2 separate regions of the Homo sapiens genome follow, and region 2 is linked to region 1. Evidence: read pairs that join two places in POLR2A ChIA-PET (ENCODE). Cell type or tissue: OCI-LY7. All regions are shown on one strand. Links, peaks and the distances in the headings refer to the core of each region. The heading gives the core; the rest is flanking DNA. Region 1 overlaps LOC124905033 (a long non-coding RNA gene). Region 2 overlaps TRAPPC10 (trafficking protein particle complex subunit 10).

The links. Peaks named below come from ENCODE experiments on the same cell type or tissue, not always from the same donor. Only the 100,000 strongest peaks of a DNase experiment are listed, where the experiment ranks them.
Region 2: POLR2A ChIA-PET joins it to region 1 with 5 read pairs; 5 of 35 experiments call an interaction of 5 or more read pairs at or near these places.

What each region holds. Positions count from the first base shown.
Region 1 is chr21:43,816,362-43,820,741 of GRCh38, reverse strand. It overlaps LOC124905033 (a long non-coding RNA gene), which reads right to left. Exons shown (of 2, transcript XR_007067897.1): 2 at 1-216. Among named protein-coding and RNA genes, the nearest start is that of AATBC, 6.0 kb to the right of the region's middle. In OCI-LY7, for the core only: a CTCF peak has its summit at 3,891 (motif pointing right); DNase peaks (open chromatin) are centred at 1,821 and 3,604; H3K4me3 peaks cover 857 bases; H3K27ac peaks cover 806 bases.
Region 2 is chr21:44,016,595-44,020,974 of GRCh38, reverse strand. All of the region lies in intron 1 of TRAPPC10 (trafficking protein particle complex subunit 10), which reads right to left. Among named protein-coding and RNA genes, the nearest start is that of TRAPPC10, 6.5 kb to the right of the region's middle. In OCI-LY7, for the core only: no CTCF peak of the experiment used is centred there; no DNase peak of the experiment used is centred there; H3K4me3 peaks cover 430 bases.

The DNA of each region.
Region 1 (4,380 bases), core at 265-4,264:
AGGCTGAAACCAAGGTGTGGGCAGGGCCCCGCTCCTTCCGAAGGCTCCAAGGAGGATCCTTCCTGCCCCTCCCCGCTTCGGGTGACTCTAGGCGTCCCTCGGCTGTGGCTGTGTCACCTTGACCCCTGCCTCTGCCGTCCATGGCCTTCTCCATGTGTCCCTCTGTGGCCTCTCCTCTTCTCATAAGGACACCAGTCATTGGATTTAGGGCCCACCCTAAAACCAGGATGATCACAGACTCTCAATTAATTACACCTGCAAAGACCCTTATTCCAAATAAGGTGGAATTTGGAGGGTGTTCTGCTCAACGTGCTGCAGACAGCAGGAGACACTTAAAAGCTCAGATCGTCATCGCAGTGGTGTTTTTAGGACGGTGCAACCTTCGTGTGCACAGGACATGCTGCTGATGGAAGCAAGTGCGGGTCCTCATCTTTCCAGACATCAGAAGCTGGGCCCGTGTGGGAAACACAGGCTTTGCTTAACCCAGAATTAACTGCAGTCTATGCAGGGGTGCGGCCCCTGCAGGTGTCCCCCGTATCATTCAGGGCTGCCAGCCCAGGCTGCAAAGTCCTCAGGGGTGGGACCCCAGAACTGGACAGGTCTTAGAGGTCACCTTGTCCTCCACACACTTACAGAGGAGGGAACCAAGGCCCAGACAGGCAGGGAGACTTGGCCCAGATCCCAAAGTGGGAGGAGGACGTGGTTCTCGGAGCTGTTCTGACCCCCGAGCTGCTTGAGTCTCTTCAGCAAGCCCCATCCATGTTCATAGCTCCCCACAGTGACAGCCCTGCCTCCCCGGACAGAATCCCAGACACTCTCCTCCCAGCCTCCACTGCCAGGACCCAGGCGTTGGTCAGGCTCAATTCGATGTGCCGTGAGAGGTTTTGATTCAGAACCGTATCCCTGGGGACCAGGCATGAGGCTTCTGCTGTCCTGGTGTGGACAGCACCAGGGGAGGTGGGACCTGAGCCGGTATCTGGGCCCACACAGGAAGGCCGGCTCAGGCACGGTCTGCGTCCCTGCCAGCGTCCCCGTCTTCTACCTGGTGAGTTCACACCCGAGGTCGCAGAATCAAGGCCAGGGCTCAGGCTACCACACTCAACTCTTCCAGGATGCAGTGGCTCCCCGTGGCCTCTCCAGGATGTCCACTGTCCTCTCTGAAGGCTGAGGCCAGCTCAGGACTGCAGAGCCACAGCCTGCTCTCCCTCCCTCCCCTTCTCCCCACCCCCCCCTCCTCTCTCCCCTGGGACTGCACCTCCCCACCCCCATCAAATGTTGGCATGTGGCCACTGGGAACCTGGGCTGAGATGCAGGGTCAAGCCAAATCTACTCCCTCTGGAAAGAACTGTCTTGGTTACAAAGGAAACGGGAAACCAAGGCCCCTTCAATGAGCTCCCTTCTAAATGGAGTTTGATCGATTCTTCTGCCAAGTGAAGGTGCCTGCAAGACTTTGTTCTAACAATCTCCTAACAGTTTTACGCTATTCTATAGAGGACAACCTTCTAGGGGCAAAAGAATGGCTCAGAATTTAATCCATGAAAGGTCGCTGAATATTGGAGACCCTGTGAGCATTTGAATTTGACGAGGAGTTGGGGGAGGGAGAGAGTTCTTTTCAACCAACACAGCCCATGGGGAAAGGGGAGCAAACTCACGAACCATGGCAGAGCCCTCCCACCCAGCTCTGAGTTTTCCTGCTGGAAAACCCCACCACAGCAGGAAAGATGAAGAAAAAAAGACATTGCACTCATGAAACAGGAACAGGAAGCTGTAAAAAAAGAACAAGCAGAGAGCAGAAATGAGCTCTTGGAAATGAAACCTGGGAGGGCAGAAATTTAAAATGCAGGAGGAAGTTCGGACATTCAAGAACATCTCCCAGAAAGCAGAACAAAAGACAAGGCAGTGAATGTTGGGGAGGAAAATAGGAGGAGGAGAAGTTCCACCTTCCAACCGCAGAGCTCAGAGGGAAGAGGGGGTCTAAGACAGAAGGGAGCTCACACAGCACATTCCCGAAGCTGCAGCACTGCTCTGCAGGCTGAGGGGGTCCTTGGTCTGGACAGAGGGTGGAGGCAGACCCCACCCACCAAGCATAAAGCCTCAGGCTTGGAGATCACAGGAAGTGCCTGTGTGGACTTGTGTATGAGTGTGTGCACGTGTATGTGTGTTTGCATGCATGTATGTGTCTGTGTGTGTCTGCATCTGCTTGTGTGTCTATGTGCATATGTGTGCTTGTGTGCGTTTGTGTGCACCTGGAATCTCAGCACTTTGGGAGGCCAAGGCAGGAGGATCACATAAGCTCAGGAGTTTGAGACCAGCCTAGGCAACATTGTGAGACCACAATCTCTACAAAAAAAAAAAAAAAAAAGGTTTTAATTAGCTGGGCATTGCAGTGTGCACCTGTAATCCTAGCTACTCAGGAGGCTAAGGCTGGAGAATCGCTTGAGTCCAGGAGGTTGAGGCTGCAGTAAGCTGAGATTGCGCCACTGCACTCCAGCCTGGGCAATGGAGAAAGACCCTATCTAAAAAAAAAACAAAAACAAAAACAAAAAACACACACAACAGAAAGTTAAAGCTTCCACACTGGAGAAGCTATCCGGGGTGACACAGAGCAGAAAGGAGACCCCAAAAGAGGTAGAGTTGGAGAGGAAGAAGCCAGACTGACAGAGAGACGGACAGACAAGGGCACGGCCCCCACCCAGGCCCGGGGCAGCCCCTGGGGGCCCAGCTCCAGGGTGAGTCCATTTCCTGCACATGCAAGCCCTGCGCACACCCACAGGAGGAACTCTCAGGAGGCCACGCCAATCTGACATCAACAGGGCCCCGCCACCATCGAGGCAGCTTTCATGATTGCCAGCCATGAAACCCGGGAGGAGGCTGCCAGCAGGCTCCAGAGGCAGATGAACCCAGCCCCTGCCCACCTCTCCAGGACACAGCCGTCCTCGGACATGGGCCACCACACCTGCTCCAGCAATCAGCAGGACAGAGACTGAGACCTTGGCCATGGCATGGAGCTGCCGCACAAGGAACACAACAGATGCTGCTAGCGTGCACTGGCACGCATTCTACGTGTACCGAAACCAGCAGGCTACACTCCTGCTCTGATCACAAACACACTGCCTCGCGGAGGGGGCGGACACAATGCTGGCTGCAGCTGAGACGCCCACCGTACCAGGCCTTGCCGAGACTGGGATCCTGGCTGTCCCACCCCAAGCCCACAGGGTCGGTGGGCCTGTCTGTGACACTATGTGGGAGGAGGGCGCCAGGCTGGCTACCCAGTCTAGGGTGGGACCACAGCACTGAGGAGAAGCCCTGGGGATGCCCACTGAGCCTCCTGGTACAGCCCCTCAGAAGCCACTGCCCAGCTAACACACAGCCACCCGGTTTCTGGGGCGGAGCCAGGCCTGGGGCCAGTGCCCTCCTGAGCCGGCACCCAGAGGGCATGCAAAGAGGCCCCAGGGCTGGGCCCCAGGAGAAACACTGACCCTCACAGCCCAGAGGAGGCCTTTGTGTGGGAGGAGCTGCCCTGAGCTGCCTTCGAGCCTCGAAAGGTGTCACCCTCTGGGGCGTCAGACCACAGGCAGCCCCAAGTGTGCTAAATGTGCTTCCCTGGCCCCTCCAGCATCCTCCCTGTGGTCTGTCCTGCCACGCCTGCCTGCTGGTTCCGGCCGGGTGACAGTGGGCACCTGCTGAGCGGGTCTCTGCAGCCACCCTGCACGGCGAACGGCCCGGCCAGTTGAGGTCTCCAGTGGCCTCGCTGTGACCTCAGAACCAGGGACTGGGTCACAGGTCAGGTTGCACCTCCTCGACCCACACAAGGCGGCCACCTGCCCCAAGCCAAGTGTGCCCAGACCTCCGTCCTGAGCTCAGCCTGCAGCAGATGGCGCTCTCTGCTGCCCCCCTTCTTTCCTTGGCCACCCCAACCATGGTCCCCCAGGCTTTGCCTCGTTTGGTGCCCTCAGCCCTCCTCCTAGGCTGGGCCTCCTGCAGGCCATGCAGGAGAGGCCTCTTGTCCACCTGTGCCCTGCAGAGGCACCCCCCACCAGCCCCACAGAGCTGCCGTCCCTGCTGGGGCTGTGGCCAGCTCCGGGGGCACACCCCTCGTGGACAGAGGCTGTCTGGGGCCAGGGGGGTTGGGGAGGGGTGGAGGGGAGGTGGCTGATGGGTCAGTCCCTCCAGCCTGGGTCTGGGAGAACCCACAGCAGGCTTTGTGGGGTGCCTGGTTGCCTCTCACAGGGAAAGTGTCAGAGGGGCAGTTGGGGGTGACTTCCTGGTCAGGGGGAGAGTGGCAGGAGGGCCTATGTCCAGGAGGGGCTATGTCATCCCCTAGCACCTGCTGGGCGGTAGGGACAGGTTTTCTGGCCCCACAAGGGCCACACGCCCAAG
Region 2 (4,380 bases), core at 314-4,313, 200 kb before region 1:
ATGTGAACAGATGGTGTCTGCCTTCCCTAAGTACTTGGTAAAGCAGGAGTCATCAGACATGCTAATATTGGTCCGAGCTGTGCTACTAAACAGTTACACTGATCATGGCCAGTCACAGCAAAACCAGCCCTCAGCTCCTCAACTTCAAAATGACTTCTGACGGCCCTTCTCATTAACCTGGATGTTTAGAGCTTGCTGACTGGTCTAGGTGAACTGACAGTGCCCACAAATGGCAAGCTACAGATTGAGTTAAAGTTACTATCCAAACAGGTGGTTGTCAGTTCCAAGGCTCTGCTAAAAATTTCAACCCTGAAATTGTTTTTTTTTGTTTTTTGTTTTTTGAGACAGGGTCTCACTCTGTCGCCCAGACTGGAGTGAAGTGGCACAAACATGGCTCACCGCAGCCTCAAATTCCTGGGCTCAAGCGATCCTCTGGCCTGTCTCCCAAGTAGCTAGGACTAGAAGCACGCACCACCATGCCCAGCTAACTCTGAAATGTATACAATCGCTTCAAACTGCTAACAGATCTCAGTTAAAAATAAGAAAAATGGGCCAGGCGCGGTGGCTCATGCCTGTAATCCAGCACTTTGAGAGGCCGAGGCGGGCAGATCACAAGGTCAGGAGATCGAGACCATCCTGGCTAACACGGTGAACTCCATCCTTACTAAAAATACAAAAAAATTAGCCAGGTGTGGTGGTGGGCGCCTGTAGTCCCAGCTACTCGGGAGGCTGAGGCAGGAGAATAGCGTGAACCCAGGAGGCGGAGTCGGAGCTTGCAGTAAGCCGAGATCACGCCACTGCACTCCAGCCTGGGCAATAGAGCGAGACTCTGTCTCAAAAAAAAAAAAAGAAAAGAAAAGAAAAATGTCCAAACATACAATGGAATGGTCCCTGGTCACTGTTAAAAAAAAAAAATTGCAAACAGGGGCCTAAAATAATATTCAGAAATTAAACACCATGTAACAAATGTCCAAAAAGCCACATAAGGGAGAGAGCACAGAAGAGGCTGGACTTTTCCTAAGAAGGGATCACCCCACCTTGTAACCACATCTAGAACCCAGAAGCCCAAATGTCAAGATAACATTCCCTCGGTCAGGAGTACACGAAGGACAAACCTCCAAAGACAGACGCAGCTGTCTAAAACCAAAGACGCTTGATGAATGCCGGCCACTGCGCGCTTGGTAGCTAACACAGACAGTGGTGCGGCAGGTGGCATGGTGCCCCACAACATCCTAACCCTCAAAACCTGTGAATGTCACCTTATTTGGGAAAGGGGTCTTTGTAGACTTAATTAAGTTCAGGAGCTCAAGATGTGATTATCCCAGATTATCCAGGCAGGCCCTATATATAGCTGGATTCTAGATATATTTCAAAGATAATGTCAGTTGTGAGAGAAAAAAGAAGTCATAAATGACTCCAAGGTTATCAATTTTTAATTTAAAAACAAATATTCTCTAAGGCCAAAATACTGTGACTATATTTGACATTAAGAGCAGATAGAGGAAAGATTTGAGGAAGAAAGAAGGTGAGACACAGGACAGGAAGCCACAGGAAGCTCTGAGGCAACCCACCACAGAGGCAGGCACTGAGGTGGGAATGTTTTGACTGTTTAAGACCCTGCAGCTGTCTGGGCACAGTGGCTTATGCCTGTAATCCCAGCACTTTGGGAGGCCAAAGAGGGCGGATTGCTTGAATCCAGGAGTTCAAAACGTGCCTGGGCAACATGGCGAAACCCCATCTCTACTGAAAATACAAAAAATTAACTGGGCATGGTGGCACACAAGCAGCTACTCGGGAGATTGAGGTGGGAGAATCACCTGACCCCAGGAGGTCAAGGCTGCAGTGAGCCGAGATCATGCCACTGCACTCCAGTCTGGGCGACACAGTGAGACCATGTCTTAAAAAAAAAAGACCCTGTAATCTTCTGCCGTTGCTGGTCTCTAACTCCAGATCTAAAGCCACCAGGTCTAGAGTGGAGCACGGGGGTGGGAGGGTCAGTACTTGGAGATCAGTGTGCAATACCTTTGGAGACCACACACTTACACACTAAGGCATGCGACTCCAGGGAAGACACTCTGTCAACTGGCAACAAACTTTCCTACGACAAAAAAATCCTTAAGTCAGTTATTTGTATTTCCATTAAAAGATAACCAACTCAGCCAGAGTGAGCCACACAATCACACTGTCAGTTGGCAGGCCTCTGGTGGAAGCACACAGCAAAAACTCTCTAAGGAAAGACTGGTTCATGTGTTATGCCCGACATACTTTTTTTTTTTTTTTTTTGAGACGGAGTCTCACGCCAGGCTGGAGTGCAGTGGCATGATCTCGGCTCACTGCAACCTCCGCCTCCCAGATTCAAGCAATTCTCCTGCCTCAACCTCCCGAGTAGCTGGGACTACAGACGCGAGCCACCACGCCCAGCTAATTTTTGTATTTTTAGTAGAGACGGGGTTTCACCATGTTGGCCAGGGTGGTCTCAATCTCTTGACCTCATGATCCACCCACCTTGGCCTCCCAAAGTGCTGGGATTATGGCCATGAGTCACTGCGCCCAGCCTTTATTTTTTTTTCTGAGACCAGGTCTTGCTCTGTCACCCAGGTTGCAGTGTGAGGTACAATCACAGATCACTGCAGCCTTGACGTCCCAGGTCCAAGTGATCCTCCCGCCTCGGCCTCCCAAGTAGCTGGGAGTACAAGCGCACACCACCACACCTGGCTAACTTTTTTATTTTCATTTTTGTAGAGATAGGAATTCCCTATGTTGCCCAAGCTGTATCATACTTGATTATTTCAGAGATTCATCAGCACTTAAGAAAAAAAGAAAAAAAAAAAGAAAATCAGACCTTTCCATTTCATTTGCATAAAGAACTTACTAGAAACTCTTCAGAAACACATCTTGTAGTAAAGTAGGTGTGTGAGCTGAAAAGAAAGGAAGCTTTTCAATTCTAAAGTATCAGTTCAAATCCACCCTGGAGTTGGGCTAATAACACTAACAGCACGGGTTCCCAAACTGTGTACCTAGGCTTCCCACACACTACGCAGAGAGGCACCAAGAGATATTTTAAATTTATGAGGGAAACAGCAATGCTTGTGGTGTAGGAACCCCACACAAGGTATTCACAGTGTCAACATCAGATCAGGGCTCCACTTCTTTCGATGACATCATTATCGTCGCAAAACAGGGTGGCTGCTCTGATAAAAAGCAAGTACCACCAAAAAGAAGAAGAAAAAAAAAAAACCAAAGGGAGAAGCAGCGTCCAATCCGACCTTCAGGTGAGAGGTGCCACAGAGCTCCCGCAGGGCCTGCCCCCCACGTAGCACACTGCTGCAATTAGGAAGAATGATGAAAATATTTTTTTCTTCCAACTTATATATATTTTTTTTCAAACAGCTCTTGTTAGGACATAATATTTAATAAATTACTGGAATCTAACTACTTAATAAATGGAATTTTTAAGTATTCCTTTTAGCCTAGAGATGCCATGAAAAAAATTACCGAGACACTAAAAGCATTGTGAACAGAGAAAATTGAGGAACCTCTCCTTAGTAACTTTTTTTGCACACTGACTATAATCCTGACACTCTCCTGAGTGCTTTACACACCCTTCTCAACCCGATGGGGTTGGTACTGTACCCGTTTCACAGCTAAGGGTCTGTGAAATTATGTAAGAACCGAGGTCATGCGTACAAGATGGAATGGTTTGTAACCATGCTCGGGTAGAAATGACATAGTAAGTTAAGCACATTTGTTGGTGCCTTTAGTCCCCGCCTCCAAATACATACTCTCTGCAACAACTGCGATTTCCTAAGAAGAATGTTTCTCCTACTTTTCAATCTTTGGTTCAACATTGCCTTGAGAATTCAATATGAAACAAAATCTGCATTTATAACATATTCACCCATTTAAACAGACATTTCAAGTGACTTTTCTGGTAGTAAAACTAGTGATGGTTAAATCGCAAGCACCACATTTTCAGGTTTAGTAGAAAATTTCAATGTGCAAATTTAAAAACTTTAACCTGGCTGGGCGCGGTGGCTCATGCCTATAATCCCAGCACTTTGGGAGGCTGAGGCGGGCAGATCACAAGGTCAGATCAAGACCATCCTGGCTGACACGGTGAAACCCCGTCTCTACTAAAAATACAAAAAATTAGCCAGGCGTGGTGGCGGGCGCCTGTAGTCCCAGCTACTCGGAAGGCTGAGGCAGGAGAATGGCGTGAACCCGGGAGGCGGAGCTTGCAGTTAGCCAAGATCACACCACTGCACTCCAGCCTGGGCAACAAAGCAAGACTCCGTCTCAAAAAATAAAAATTAAAATTAAAAAAATTTTAACCTACAGGGGAAAATCCCAAAGTCCAACCAGACACGAAGCTCTACATAT